Linked DNA regions of Mus musculus: region 2 is linked to region 1. The links are chromatin loops, found by intact Hi-C in ENCODE. Cell type or tissue: heart. All regions are shown on one strand.

Region 1 (8,000 bases):
AGATTAACATAGATTGTGGGGGTCTAGTTAGAGCACACCAGAGAAAGTTGTTATAAGAAAGCATGAAAGCATGCCTGACTGACCCCAGAGTCTTTCTCTAGCTGCTGCTGCTTCCTCTTCCTCTCCTTCCTCTCCTCCTCCTTCTCCTCCTTTTCCTCCTCCTCCTCCTCCTCCTCCTCCTTCTTCTCTCTCTCTCTCTCTCTCTCTCTCTCTCTCTGGGTGTGTATGTGTATATGCCTTTCTCTGTTTCTCTCTGTCTTTCTAGCTCTGTGTCTCTGCTTATCTGTTTCTCTCTGTGTGTGTCTCTGTCTCACTGCCCACCCCTGGTGTGAGAGATGTGTGTGTGTGTCTGTGTGTATATGTCTGTCTGTCTGTTTATCTGTCTGTCCTTGTTTCTGTTTCTCTGTCTCTCTCTCTTGTTTGGGCACCACCATGATGCCATCTGCCGTGGTGTGACGCATTCAGGCAAGTCCTTCACAGAGCCAGGGTCAGGCTGTTTGACTTTATGCTTCAGGTCTTTTGTGATAGCAACGGTCAACAGCTATCTAACTGGGTAACACAGTTGTCCCTTTAAAGATGTCCCCCTAACACACACACACACACACACACACACACACACACACACAGGCACAATATGTACCTGACAGTTTTTTAAATTATTCTCTTGGCCTGTGGGAGATTCATGAATTCTTGCCCACTAGCCTGACTCAACGCCTATTGTTCCCGCCTCTCCTCTCTTTTGTCATGCTGTGTCACAGAATGCAGCCAGCCTAGCACCCCACGGTTACCTGGGCCTGTAGTAGCCTCCAATCATCATGTTACCTAAACCCTAACACCTCAGAATGCTGTTATTTCTCTTAAAATCTTCTCTCCCAACATACCATTCATCTTCAGGTGGCTGGGCCAGCATCAGGCTAAGGAGTGGGTTCTGGTGTCCCCTTTCCCCGCATGCTCCCCATTATTCTGGGGGTTCTCCTGCAGACCCTTTACTTGGCTTGGAAGAGGCCACTTACTCTCTCCCTCCCAGGGAACAGAGAAGAGAGTTAAAACCTCCTTTTTTTTTTTTTTTTTTTTTTTTTTTTTGGGTTTTTCGAGACAGGGTTTTTCTGTGTAGCCCTGGCTGTCCTGGAACTCACTTTGTAGACCAGGCTGGCCTTGTACTCAGAAATCCGCCTGCCTCTGCCTCCCGAGTGCTGGGATTAAAGGCGTGCGCCACCACACCTGGCTAAAAACCCCTTTTAACTTTGATGAATTTTCTGAATTCACTGAGCAATGTCAAAACACTCCTGGGCTTGCCTTATCGAGGCTGTGAGGAGATGGTCCCTGCCATCAGCCAGGCCCACCTGGACGTATTAGTGGCTTTCTGAGAAGGTGGGCAGTTTTGTTCCACTTTCTCTGTGATACATAAGAAACAGACCATGATGGGAAAAATATGCTAAATTTGTTTTTCTTTTTTAAACTGAAGAAAAATATTTACTATTTAAGAAAGCTTGGAAACTGCAGGCATGGAGAACAGTGAAAGGATGCACTGTGATTTGCTGTACTTATGAGCTAATGGAGGATTTAATGTCATCGGCTGGCAAGCAACTGACTTAGAGCATGAAAACCTTGGCAACTTGAAACGCGTGCCTAGGTCTTTTGAAGTGCGGGAAAGAGAATGAAGAGGCGTAGGCATATGATTAAATGCTCCTTCTCTTGAGAGAGATGTGACTTCTAAACCTCTCCAAGGTCAGCTGGAAAAGGTGTTCCCAGCTTACCACAGATTTCAGCTAAGCTGGGCAGGAAGACTTTGGAAAACAACTCACACTTGATTTAGCTTAAAAATAAATGCAGGGACTAAAGGGATGTCCCCTGGTGGGAATCAAAGCAGAAAACATCAATTACCCAACCAAACCCAGCATTTCAAGTCAGCAGGGACCTGTGCATAGTCTTCACCACCAGGGAGAACAACTCCCAACGCCAGGGGCCAAGGCAAGTGTCTTGATCAGAAAGGGTATAAATGCTGTCGCAACACAAAACGTTGAAAAACAAGATAAGCCTTTGATCTTATCATATCTACCTTAGGTAGGTGGATATTTGGGCCGTGGACGTGGCTCAGTCAGTAAAGGGCTTGCGGTGCAAGCGTCAGGATCCCAGATCAGGTCTCCAGCTCCTATGTAAACGTTTCAACATGGTGGTGCTTGCTTAAGATCCCAGTACTGGGGAGAAAACCAGGGTCCCTCTGGCTTGCTGACCTGCCAGCCTAGCGAAGCCAGTGAGTTACAGGTTCAGTGAGATCCTGTCTGAGGAAGATACAGGATTGACCTCTGCCCTCACACTCATTCACATGCTCCCATACATGTGCACAGACATACTTACAAACACAGATAAAATAAAATAAAATACTGAATATTGTGGTATAACCTAAAAGAAACAACTTCAAAGGGCAGAACATTTGTCTTTTTAGACACCTGCCCCCATAGGGCCAGACACAGTGTGGGACTGTATGGGCGTGTGCAGGCTGAACAAATACACAATATACCAGGGAGACCAGGCACCAGCCTTGACTACATCTTACAAGCAGGTTGGAAAAGATCGGAGCATTTTAGTTACAGATTCCCTGAAAAACACTTAGCTTTTGTGACTTTGAAAATCACAAACGCTGACATTTGCAGCTCTCTTTAAATGTGAATAAACCATTGACATTTCCATAGATAGAATCCCAACCCCAGGAGACCTTTTTCCAATCTAGTCACTCCAGCGTCATCAGGACTGTGAACTCTCCTTCCCCAGGAGAGGTGCCAGAATGACAATGCTAATGATCAAGGTCACATAGCTGTAACCAGATTGAGTGTGAAATGTCTGGCGTTTATTTTATCTGTGCTTTGCTTTGAGTTCAGACTTCACTGCCAAAGATGTTAGCCAACAGGTTTGTGCCACAGCTGTCCCCTCTACAAAGCAATTGCACAAAGACAGGATGTTGTCTTACAGAGAAGCATCCTCTGGTTCCCCGCTGGACAGCTCAACAGCTGGCTGCAGGTCACAAACAAACCAGAAGAGTATGTTGGGTGATGCCCGCTCAGCAGGAAGCTGGCCTCTGCCTTCAAAGGACAGCGGTGAGCTGGGACAAGTAGCAGATAGATACACAAGGGAGGCTTATGTAATGCTCAGGAGGACAAGGGCTGGCAATAGTCAGGGGCCCAGAGGGAGGACGCCTGAGGATGTCTCGGGAACAGAGAGGACCGAGAACTCACCAGGAGTGGGTCAGCTGCTCTGCATTAGGGGTTGTAGAGACTTGGAAACAGACCGAGCACAGACAGCAACTTTGTTTCCACATCAGGAAAAAAAAATCTCATTTGCATTAAGTTCTGACGTTTGAGGCGGTGGCAAGGACGCCAGCCTAGGTCATGGACCACAACCAAGCCCGGTGCTAAGTGCTTCGGATATACTTTCCCCTTTGATGTCTTCCAGACTGAGATGAAACGTTTCTCTCTTAAACGCAGGTGAGAAAACTGAGACTCAGATAGGAAGTAACTCACTCCCACTCCAAATGGAGGCTGTGAATCTGGTATCTGAGAACATGTTTTCAAAACTCTGCTAATCAGCTCTCACAGGCAAAACAATGATACCAGGGTGCCTTGGGGAAACAGAGCCCTTCTTAAGTAAACAGCTCTGGATCAACTAGATATTCATATGGGGGAAGAAAGCTTTGTAACCTTCTACTTCACACTATACCATATGTTAATACCAGTTGACCAATAAGATTTTAGAACAAAACATAAGAGAGTATGTTTTTGTTTTTTTGTTTTGCATGTTTTGTGTTCATTTTAATGATAAAAAAGGGCACAGGAGAAAAAAAACTGACATTTCACTTATATTGCATAACAAGCTAACCAAACTGGACATGGAAGATGAATTATAAAACAAATCATTTCACGTATATTTTTTCTAGGACTATTCTTCAATTAGACTTCAGTATTTCAGATAAGGCAGAGGTATGGTACACTGGCAAACAAGAATAAATGCCAAAGTAACAGATGCCCCCAACCAAAACTCATGTCAGAACACATCATACAGTAAGCATTTATCAGATCAGAGCAGCAGGAGAAAGTTACTTCTAAGTCATCATCATTTGAGTGGTATTTGTCAGGTTCACCATGGTAACTTTGTAGCATCATTCTTCATTTGTGAAGTAGTAAAATTCATGTCAAAAAAAGGAAGGGAGGGTGGGGAGCCAGTCAGTTCATTCCAATAAATTACCTCTCCAGTTCTTATAAGCATGCCTATCAGCACAAAATTAAGAAATAATATCTAAGACTAGAAGAGAGTTGGTTTAAGTTATGAAGCAAATAAAATGGAAAAAAAAAACCCAAGAAAATAGAACCAATGGGGTTGAAAAAGCCCCTCATTGAAAACCTGTATTAAAAAATAAAATTAATAAAATAGAAATAGAAGCAAAACTCTACTAGTACAAACTAGCCTGAGTGGTTTGGTTGGCAGAGCGACTGGGTCACTGTCACTGCACTTCCATGTGGATTTAAGAGAGCATCTTCATAACCTCAGAGTAGACAGTGATTCCTAGGCAGAAAAAAAGTCTGTAACTATAAAAGAGAAAATTGATAAACTGGACTCTATTCTAAAACGAAAAGAGGGCTGGAGAGATGGCTCTGTGGTTAAGAACACTGACTGCTCTTTCAGAGGTCCTGAGTTCAAATCCCAGCAACCACATGGTGGCTCACAACCATCCTTAATGAGATCTGATGCCTTCTTCTGGTGTCTAAAGAGAGCAACAGTGTACTTAGAAATAATTATAAATAAGTCTTTGGGCCCGAGCGAGCGGGGTTAACCAGAGTGAGCAGAGGTCCTGAATTCAATTCCCAGCAACCACGTGATGGCTCACCTATCTCTACAGCTACAGGCTACTCATATACATTAAATAAATAAATAAATAAATAAATCTATCTTTTTTTAAAAATAAAATGAAAAGAACCCGTATTTTAAAATGAAGTACACCTATACATTGAAAAATAGGGTTGAGCACACACAATGAAAGATTTCCATAAGACTGGTAGTAGAACTCACTTCAGTGACCTATAAAGAACATCTACCAATCAATGAGAAAAAGGCAATCGGTAGAAAAATAAGCAGAAGACTTGAAGACACACATACACATACACACATGCCCATAAACACGTGAGAACTTGTTTGAGGCTATTAGTCATCAGGGAAAGGCAACTTAGAAAGCATAATGGAACGGGTACACACCCATCTCATGACTACATTCAAAAAGATGTGAAGCACCAAGTACCGGCAAGGACACAGACCAGTGAGAATGCTGGAAGCTGTCAGGAGTGTGGACTGAGAGGGGGACTGAGAAAAGCTGTTTGGTGATAGTTACTAAGGCTGGGTATACCCCTGTCTCACTCTGAGGGTGACGCTGACAAACACCATCTACATATATCATCCAACAATTCTCCTCCTAGACTACAGCCCATAGAAAGTGTCTATGTGCTAAACAAGGCACGCACACTAGCCTAAGACTCCGTAGCAATATTCTTGACGATATCTGAAAACAATGACTCACCAATAGAATAGGGTGGGTGGACCAAACCGCACCCATGAGTAACTCTTATAATGGGGATACTGTAAAGAACACAGACTTAAATGAAGATGTTTCATACATTTCCTTTCTTTAAAGTTAATAATAATGATGATAATAATGATAATAATAATAACAACGACACCCACAGAGCTCCTGCTCTGGCTTGCTGACTGTTGCTATGGTAAACAGCCTGACCAAAAGCAATTTGGGGAGAAAAAGGCTTATCTGGCTTACAAGTTACAGTTCACTGTCAAGGAAAGAAAATTCAGGGGAAGCCATCCAAGCAGGAACCTGGGGGCAGGAACTGAAGCAGGGACCGCAGAGGAGCACGGCTTACTGGCTCAATGCACATGAAAGGATCAAAAGGATCAGCCTGCTTTCTTATTCAACCCAGGACCACCTGCCCAGGGTGGTCATCATTAGTCAGAAAGATGCCCTCTAGAACTGCCCTGATGTCAGGCCAATCTGACAGAGGCAATCTCAACTGAGAAGTGGCTCTCTAGGGAGGGGTGCAGCAACCAGTTGGGGATGCTGGGATCCATACTGGCTATGAAGGTATATGGAATGTAAGAGAAACTATGAAGACATCAGATGCTGCCATAACACGCCACCCCGGGGCCAGTGCAGACAACAAACAGACGTGTTTTGCTGACTGGTTTGCAAGTGGCTAGGAGTCAGCTGTCTCAGGTTGAGCGTCTCTGAGGGTTGCAGGAGGGTTGCTGTCTCACATGCCCCCTCCTCCCCTAACTGGCAGCCATCTGAAATAAGAGGCAGAGACTAAAGAAAGACCAAAGGAAGCACCAGGTCTCCTGGGCTCTCTACTTATAACTCCGCTTGACTGCTCCCCACATACCATTAGCGAAAGCAAATCCCAAGGGGAGAAAATATTTCCAAATAATCGCCTCCACCAGGTCAAGTATAAAGGGTACAGTTTCTCTGTGTGTCTTATATTTCAGAAAGAGAAAAAACAAAACAAAACAAAAAAAAACCCAAAATCAAAACAAAACAAAATAACCAAAAACCAGAAAAGGTGAAGGAGAGGCTATGTCTCCCTCCTTGAGGAGACATCGCTTCTGAAAGTCTAGGCAAGCAAGGGAAAATGAGGAAGAGCGATGCTTCCAGTGCTCCACCCACTTCCTGTCTGGAGCTGAGCAAGAGCCAGGTCTCCCCTCCCCAGGCTGGCTCTGGACTGCAGCCTTGGAGTTCCCGGTCCCTGCCCCTTCCCTCAGAGACCATTAGGTTGATCAAGCTGCCTAACAAAGGCTGAACTTTCAATGCATGTGAGAATGTAGATGTCTAGGTTTCTGCAAGATAGAGGATGCATTTCTCCTACTAGTCAGCAGTCTGGGAAGATCTCTCAGTGAGAGCAGAGGCAGAGAGAGAATACTGTAAGAGCCCCACCCTACTCCTGGATAGTCCACATTCGCTTCTGAGCTGCCTCCCCAAGGAGGAGACAAGGCCTTTAGAAAGGTGGGCTTCCCACTGTCAGGAGGTTGAGTGTGGGTACTAGTTCTTCCCTGTAGGTAAGGAACACATGAGCACGTTTTATGGTTTGAGTGTGTAATGTTCCCCTAGTGTATATGTCTGAGCATGTGGTCCCATCTGTGGTACTATTTCGAGAGGTTGTGGAGTCTTCAGGACCCATAGGGTGGCTCTAACAGGGCAGGCCTTACATGTTAGAGCCAGCCCAGCTTTCTTCCGAGCTCAAAGGTGATACAACCTGCTGACACCGGGAAGCTGCCTGCTGCTTGGAGACTGGATGGGGATTGAATTGAAGTTACCTGGTCAGGGAGGGGCCCTGATAGGAGGTGCATGCAGCCAAGCAGGGAGGTTAGGGAGAAGCAGAAGGAACAGAATCACAGTCTTCAGGTGTACTGGGTCTGTGGCGACCCTGGGAAGGTGGCCTGAACCTGTGCACAAAGGTGGCACAACCTGCGGACACACTGGGCTGACTGAGGAAGGGAGGGGGCAATGGGAGAGGAGGGTAGATCGGAAGCGGTGAGGCCAGCCAGAACAGGAGGAGACGGTGTGTCCAGCGAAATATGGGCCGCTGGGAAGAAAGGGCAGCAAGCTGTGGGTGGTCCCAGTGAAGGGGATGCCACCCGAGTCTCTGCTGCCGAGACATGGCCAGAAGCTTGAGATTCATTCAACAGTGAAGGCAGCCAGCCGTCTAGAGTGTCTGCTAAATCTGTGTTTAGGCAGGTGCGTCTACTGGGGAGGGAGATACCTCTGCTCTCTGTGGGTTCACATCTGGAAGGCTCTGGAAGAACCCACTTTCTAGGGCTATCCCAGAGAAGGCTGGGTGGTACCAGTGGGGTTGCGGCAGGGGAGAGACGTCACTGTGGGGCATCACTAGTGGCTTCATGGTTTCATTCTGGGTGTCTGTATTCCGACTCAGAATCACAGCTAGAAAAAAAAC
Region 2 (8,000 bases), 200 kb after region 1:
TCTAAGGTCAAGGATATGGAGGAAGTTTAGGAAGATGGCAGGTGAAGTAACCTATAGAGAAGGAGGGATTAGAGTGAGAACAGCTTGACCTCAATGCTAATTTTCAAGGTCCCTTGGACAATCCTCTTTGGGATAAATAACAGACAGATAAAATGGCTTGCCGGAGCCGGGAGGGTGTGAATGGAACCAGTCAGGTGAACCCTGGAATGCATCTTACTGGTGTTTGTCTGGAGAGTCACAGAGGCACTTGCCAACATGTTGGCCTCAAGTGGGTGAAGTAACTGGGGGAGGGGAAATCAGATCCCGGGGCAGGAGTGCACAGCCTGTGAGAAGATACTGGAGGCAGAGTTCAGGAAGGCTGCAGAAGAGAGGACATCTTGTACCCGCAAGCTGACAGCTGTGAGGCTCCCTCCCCCAGGGTGAAGAGGGAGGATGAGGCAGAGGCCAGGAATCCACATCAGTCTGAGATGCCCAGGGACAAAGGCTAGGCAGGCAGGGTCCCAGAGACGGAGGCCTCATTGAGGGCTGGGCACCGCTGTCAGGGATCCACTCAATTCTGGAGAGTTCTGGGACTCCAGTGACGTTAAGATGCAGACTGGGCTTGTGAGCACCCGGCCCCTGCTCTCCCCACACACAACACTTAGCCTTAGCTTAGAGAACCAATTCTGTCTGTTCCCTGAATCTAAGCCAAGGGGGTGGGGGATGTTTATCGAGGGGGAGACGGAGCCCATGTCACCTTTGGAATTGGCTCACTGCTCCCAACAGCCCTGTGGCATTGGAGGTCACAAGAAAAAGGGCCAGGGACGCACGATGGGGTGCTTTCCAGGACAGTGAGCAGAACGTGGGTGTGTGTGGCAGGAATACATAGGGGTATGTGTGGAATTTGACCTTGTGTCTCCAGTTAAACTCCACCAGCCACACCAATGCCCTTCACTGAAGGGAGCTCAGATCCAAAAGCCAGAGGCGCAGGGACTTGCCTCCCTCAGATGCGAGGGTCCAGGTAGCAGGGCCTCAGCGAAGCATGACTTCTTAAACCAGGAGAAATGAGGGCACCTTCCTTCCCCTCCCATCTAAGCAGACCCTGTGCCGCTCACTGCGCATCTGTGCGTGGGTTGGGTCAAGGTATCGGATAGTGGCAGCACACTGACACAGACACTGTCACCTCACAGGTCTTGCTCAGAGCAAGGCCGCTGTGGACTAGATCCAGGCTCTGTTTTCAGGAGCCTGTTACAGAGTGGGCCTGTCCAGTCACCACTGAGATGGAGGCGTCGCTGACAAGCTCCCAGGGGATAGCGCTGTTGCTGCTGCCACTGCCACCGCTGCCACTACTGTGGCTGGCTCAGGGTCTACTCAGAAAAAACAGAAGCTGGTTTCTGTTTGGCTAGTTTGGATTTGTTTGTTTGTGTTGTTATTCTTTTTAAAGATTCATTTATTTTTATGAGTACGGATGTTTTACTGGCACATATGTCTGTGTCCCATGTGCGTGCAGTGGCCATGGAGGCCAGAAGCACCTGTCAGATCCCCGGGAACTGGAGTTACAAATGGCTGCAAGCCACCATGTGGGGGCTGGGAATTGAACCCAGGTCCTGTGGAAGAGCAGCCTGTGCTCCTGACCAATGAGGAACTCTCTTCAGCCACTTTGATCCTTTTTAAATTAAAACATTTTAGTATCCTGTGTGTGTGGGCGTGCGTATGTGGTGTAGAGAGGCGAGAGGACAGCTCTGTGCAGTTTTCTTCTTCCATGCTCATGTGGCTCCAGGATGCAAGTCAGGTAGTCTTGCGCGCGCTCAACTGGCCAGGAAGAACGACGCTGCAACAGGATCCTTCTGCACACGTTTATTGGGAGAGCTTGATTGTAGAGGCGAAAAGACCTCGAGCCCAGAACTGGTGCTGCTTTTATAGGCCTAGGACAGGCGTTCTCTCTCATCTGATTGGTTAACTTGTCTCTCATCTGATTGGTTAACTTGTCTCTCATCTGATTGGTTAACTTGTCTCTCATCTGATTGGTTAACTTTTGTCAATTCTCAAAACCTCACCTTGGCAAAAGAACCTTTACTGGCTATGTATGTGTGGTGGCCAGCTGTAGCCAACTGCCACTCTGCAACTGCCACTCTGTAACTGCCACTCTGTAACTGCCACTCTGCAACGGCTTCCCACAAGGTAGGTGGTCACGTTTGTATGTATGCACGTTATCAGCGGTGCCACCTTATCAGCCCTTTTAAAACTGTTTTTCTAGAGATGAAGACTATAAGAGTAGTACCAACACCATTATTTTTTAATGACCATAAAACAGGCAATATGACAATTTGAAGTGTTTTGCAAATTCTATACTAACGCTTGCTGCATCCTCTTATTCTTGTACAGCCTTGGGTGGAGGGGCTCCCAGGAAAATGATCCCTAGAAGTAACATGCTCCCGGCCATGGAGCAGATGTGGGAGAGGGGCTGGCTCCTCCTTACATCACCAGTGCATGACCAGGTCAAGAATGCTGGGCTGGAGGGGCAGCTGGGCTCAGCTTGGACCACATTCAAATTTTGGTCCTCCACTTATCACCCTGGAAATTGTCTGGAGAACTGTCATTCTCCACGTGCCTGGCTTCTATACACAAGCCCCTGGCTTCTGGACTGTACCCAGGGATGTTGGGAGGACGCCATGAAACAATGCAGGCAGTGTCCAACATGTCTGACGAGATCACAGAAGCACAATTCAAGTTCACTGGGCAGTGAGGTTGCCAGACTCACACCCCTTCTGCTCTTATCTGAGCACGTGTGGGCCCTGCAACCATCAGCAGGTGACCTTGGCAGAACCACAGCCTGTCCTGGGGTCTCAATTTCCAAAACTGCTCAGTGGACTCATCAGCTGGAGGATCCTGTCATGTGCTGAAGCCCTGGTGCCATGTAGCTTGCAGAAGTGAATTTCAAGGGGACGCTGGTCACTGAACCCCGACATTCATCTGTCACCGGATGTGCCACCAGTGTGCTGAGTGTGCCGTGGGTTTTGCTAGGGTTGGTTACTCACTTTTGATTGAAATCTGATTATCGTTGACAGCAAAGCCCCTGACATATTCAGTATTGGGGTATGGGCGGTCTCCCATGAGCATCATCTCGCTGTTTGCTGTTTTTAGGAGTAGCACACGAGGTGCTCACTGTCCGGATACACTTCTGCCTAGTCCTTCCTCGTTCCTTCTCTTCTAGGTGGTCTCATGAGATGGTGCTTGACCTACCCCCCCCCCTCCCTCATGGCAGTTGTGTGAGAAGAAGGGCTGGGGCAGGGGAACAACCAGGAAGAGAACATCTCTGACCCCTGGAGCCTCTTCCCTTCCTTCCTTTTGGTATAGAAACATGGAGTCTTATGGTAGAGGGGGCTTCGCTGAAGGCACTCTTTCCCAACCTAATGGCTTAGTCACAGCCAAGGAACTCAGTCCCCTCTCCCCTAACATGATCTATACGACCTCTACATGGCTTCCTCAACCCTAGTCCATTTCCCGACCACTTCCTCAGACTGCAGGATCATGGTCTGAGGTCTTAATGGTGTGACGCCCACTGCTGGGAACCATCAGTGGCACCCCCATGTGCTCTCCAACCCCTGCACATGTTCCCAATCTCAGGGCCAGGTTTGGGAGCTAGGACAGCTGGTGATGCTGGCCTGCTTGGCCCTTTCTCCAGGTGGCCCAAGACAAACACGCCTATCCTCCTTCCTGGCCACGCTAACCTGGGCTTCACCCAGGCCCACAGGCTTAGATGTTCTCTTTGCCACTTCCCCAATGCCAGCTTTCTAGGGAGAGGCTCCTCCTGTTAAACTGCAGTGTGTTCCTCGGCTCCTCGTCAGCGACGTCCTGCCTGCCTCTACTCTTCGGGTTTCCAGATGATTCTTCTGAGTCTCTGCCTAGTCTGGGGTGCCTTCCAGAAGGCAAAGATGGCTCTCCCAGCCTCTTCCCACGTGTGCTGGAGTCAGAATTCTGTCTACACAGGTGTGCCAGCGACTACCTGGAGAGTGCACAGGAGAAGAAGGGGTGTGGCCTGGGCCCACCCAGACCAGACAAGGAGGGTGTGAATGACTGTGAGGTGTGGAACTTGAGACCCAGATCAAAACTGGTATTAAAGTTAGATACCAGCTCCAGCCACTGTCCAAGGAAGGTGTTCAAACCCACCATCAGTTCTGGACACAAGCCTTCCAACCTTCCTTTTGGAGCCCTCTGTGCAGGGACGCCTTTCCTCTTGGGGCCCAGCTGTCCTTTTACTTTCTTCCCTGTGGCAGTTCAGGCTGCATGACTGCTGACCACAGAGGAAGTGTCATCATTGGGCCACATCCATGTCAGTTGGGCGTGCATCTGCATCTAGCCCACACTGTGGAAAAGCCTATGACCACAAACCCAGGGCTAGAGGAGAGTCCAAACTGCTCCCCTCGAGGACAGAGTTCTTAACACTGGCTTCCTCTCAGAGGTCTCCACCAGAGGGAGAAATCTGGGCTGTGGACATACCTTGTGGAAGAAGCAGAAAAGAAAAAGGCAACATGCCTAGCACGGCCAGGCCAGGCTCCACACGCCACCAGCAGACCCTGACTGGCTGCACTGCTGAAATCCACATGCCCTGAGCTAGCCAGCATCCTCTACTGGTTTCTCCTCCCTGATCTCTCACTAACCTCCCAGAGATTCCCTGACCCTTGCCCAAGACCAAGAGATGCCTGCCTCACGAGCAGGACTCTGATTGGCTGTGCCAGGCCTCCAGGCCTCGCCTGCTCAGACAAGGGAACACAGGAAGAAGGCAGACTCAGCCCCATCTTACACACAGGTGGGCACCTATGGGATCCTGGAAATTTTCAAATTTACCATCCTCTACAGAAGGACAAAGCTCTCACTGAGAGCACTCCCTGCTGGCTGTGAGCCTCTCCGTTTTGGGACCCTGGGCTGGATCTGGGGTCTTAAGGTCCCTGCAGAGCCAGATCTTCCCATCTCCAGGTCCTTCCTAAGCCTGACCTGTTCCACCCAGGAAGGAACCAAGCATGCATGGTGGGGGCCCCTCAGAACCCCTGACTGTGAAGTGTTCCTCCTTCCCCGACTCTTCCCGAGAGCTCCCTGAAGCCCTCTGTCACAGCAATGTGTACTCACAAAGCTCCCTGCCTCCCTCCCCGCTCAGGTCCTCTTACATAAGAGCACCTCTGGTTTCCCTGTGCCTGTGAAATGAGTGTCTGGGGAATCGGCTAAATGGAGCCGAGCTCAGCGGTGTTGACACAGCGTCACGTGGCCGAGCGTTTGCATAGTGGAGGAGCAGACAGAGGACTCTGAACCAGTCAGTGTGTCCTGCCCCAGCTCCTCCAGAACTCAACATTCTATCCCAGAGGATAGGCTGTGAGGGCCGTGTGCGGGATGCAGTATCTGACACCCGGGCACCTTTTAGGTGCAATCTCTCTTCCTTTAGCTTCAGATGGCTCCCCAGTATAGGAGGAAGGGTAAGGTATGACAAGACTGGGGCAGGAGATGAAGCATCAGGTAACTTGGCTGGTGGTGGAGGACGGCTTGCTTGCTTCCTTCACTGGCCAGTGCTGGGTGAGGCACCCAAAGTGCTTGCAGGGACGGGTCACTCTGCTGGGTACATCCTCAAGTGTTCTTGTTACCAGCTCCCTGAAGCATGCACCAGGGCCACTGCCAACTCTTGTGGAGAAGAGACCTGCAGAAAGAAGGCTAAGGCACTCAGGTGTGCATGGCAGCCTTCACGGCAGGGACACCGGTGCCCAGTGAATCTGGTTCTGCCGGCAGCCCAACAGAACCAAGCCAGGTGCTTCCAGAAGCCACTCACTCAGCTTTGGTAGGAAGAGAAACTTGGACAACCTTCTTTCCTGGAGCTTTAGAGAAGGCCGTGCGTGTTGAAGGATGTAGCCGGGTGACATCTAGCAGAGTCCCTTCTAGGGGCTATGTGCGCACACATGACCAGCACAAGCCAGCACACTCACAGTGACAGACACACACACGTTCCCTGCAGTCCGAGTCAGTGTGTCTTTGCCCTGGGGAGGCCATCCCTCCAGCTTCATCTTGGTAACCCTTCTCACAGCTCTTTCCCAGAAGCGCTGCTTTGTTTAGCTGGCCACTGAAATTAGGACAAGGGGACAAGTGTGGTCAGGTTTCCAATCAGGATACTTTTCCTTCTGTGTGTTTAAAATGGGACTCTGATGGAAACCGTAGGGCCCCACACAACAGGAAGCCACTCACTTCTCTCAACTCTGATGGGATGGGGCCATAGTTTGCTGGAGGTTCGAAAGACTGATCCCAAAAGGAGCCGTCTCCCAACTTCAAAAGGGTGAAAGCGCTGAGGCTGGGCAGTGAACCCCGACACCTTCCTCACGTTCGAAGCTTCTGGTTTTGACTTTGCCTTGGCTCTAAGATGAGCTTCTACAGTCAGCTAGTCTCCACTGCCTGGGACTCCTCATTTCTCTGCTGCTTGGAAAGAAAATAGGAAACAGTGGGCCCTACTTGGGGTGGGGCAATCTGCTGCTGGACGAGCGTTGACTCTCAGTTGGGGACAGCCTGTCTAAGCCCCTTGCTGGCTGTTGCTTTACAAAGTTATTGTTACCTATGTGCAGGCTGCTTTGCCTGGTGCCAGTGGAAGCCGGAAAGGGGGACTGGATCCCCTGGAAGTGGAGTTCAAGATGGCTGTAGGACACCATGTGGGCGCTGGGAATTAAAACTGTGCTCTCTGTAAGAACAGCCAATGCTCTTAACCACTGTGTTGGTTTTTCTGTAATGCACATGGCATGTATGTATATGGGTAGCTGGCATTTACTTCAATAATTATTACCTGCCAGCTACTTCATGAACAATTTATAAGTGATTTCTTTTAGTCATTATGGGACTTGGAGGTACAGGTTACGATAATACAGATAATTATGACAAAACCTGTCCCTAAGCACTCCTCTACACATTTACATACTTGAGCTGTCTATGCATGCTTGGGAGGTACACATTATTAAACCCATTTTCTAGATGAGGAAACTAAGGCTTTCAGGATGTAAGGATGACCGTCAAAATGCCCAGCTAGTAACGGTGAGACCTCTCCTTTCTGCTTCACTGCCTCTCAGGCCAGGCCACAGCCCTACTCTGAGCCCTGATGGGAGCTGGGAACAGTATGTGTCCGGGGCTTCTAATGGCCACAGAGTGACAGAGGAGACATGGACCATCTAAACCAGGCAGATGTATAAGACATAAGTAGATGAGAGCTTGCCATGGGCTGAGGAGGAAAGATGCAGGGCAACCGTTCAGAGGATGACATTTCTGCTTGGGTAATACAACTGTTTTGGAAATAGGATGGTGATGGTGGGACATTTGGGCAGAATTAATGTTATGGACTTAAAGATGTTCCAAACGGCAACTTTTATGTTGCATATATTTTAGCAATTTAAAACTGTGGCAGAAGAAGGCAGGTGTGACTTTAATCTCACCACTAGGGTGGTAGAGGCAGGTGGATCTCTGTGAGTTTGAGGCCAGCCTGGTCTAGAGTTACAGGAGAACAAGGATAAGTAGTCAGACCCTGTCTCAAAGAGGAAACCAAGTCGTTAGATACAGACACGGGACCAGCTCTCTAGAGACCCTCCTGCCACTGTCCGTGGCTGAGATCTCTCAGTCCGTGGTCTGTTTCCAGCACAGAATCAGTGGATGGAGCAGCTGTCTCTCTTCCTATGTCCTAGTGCCACACGGTTCCTCTACAAGCCACTGTGAGCTGTGTTCCTCCAGCAGGCCTGAGCCTGGCGTGCAGCGGGCACACTGCCCTCACCCAAAGTCAGCCCCCTTCATGTGTACTGCAGCCTGCTGCAGGCATAGATGTCACCAGTTTCCGTGGTTTCCAGAGCCGTGGACACCAACAGGAAGCTGTGGCGGCAGCAGCAGCTTGTGTAATTAGCATGGAATGTTCTGAGGCAGGCAAGAGCATGTGGGGTAGAGACAAGTTCTCAAACACACTTTCTGTGAAAATAGTTGGTTTTTTTTCCTCTTTTCACCCTTCTCAGGAGACG

Evidence for each region. Hi-C counts contacts between places; a loop is a spot of excess contacts. Peaks named below come from ENCODE experiments on the same cell type or tissue, not always from the same donor. Only the 100,000 strongest peaks of a DNase experiment are listed, where the experiment ranks them.
Region 2: a loop joins it to region 1, with 2.1 times the contacts of the local background. A loop is called at or near these places in 2 of 42 quality-filtered maps.

What each region holds. Positions count from the first base shown.
Region 1 is chr16:30,766,276-30,774,275 of GRCm38, forward strand. No RefSeq gene overlaps it. Among named protein-coding and RNA genes, the nearest start is that of Gm33502, 23 kb to the right of the region's middle. In heart, a CTCF peak has its summit at 3,024; DNase peaks (open chromatin) are centred at 3,056 and 6,746; H3K4me3 peaks cover 288 bases; H3K27ac peaks cover 630 bases.
Region 2 is chr16:30,964,275-30,972,274 of GRCm38, forward strand. All of the region lies in intron 3 of Xxylt1 (xyloside xylosyltransferase 1), which reads right to left. It overlaps Gm15742 (a long non-coding RNA gene), which reads right to left. Exons shown (of 2, transcript XR_384807.2): 2 at 2,255-5,665. Among named protein-coding and RNA genes, the nearest start is that of Gm15742, 8.2 kb to the right of the region's middle. In heart, a CTCF peak has its summit at 4,414 (motif pointing right); DNase peaks (open chromatin) are centred at 2,667, 4,287, 5,187, 7,837 and 2 weaker places; H3K27ac peaks cover 4,470 bases.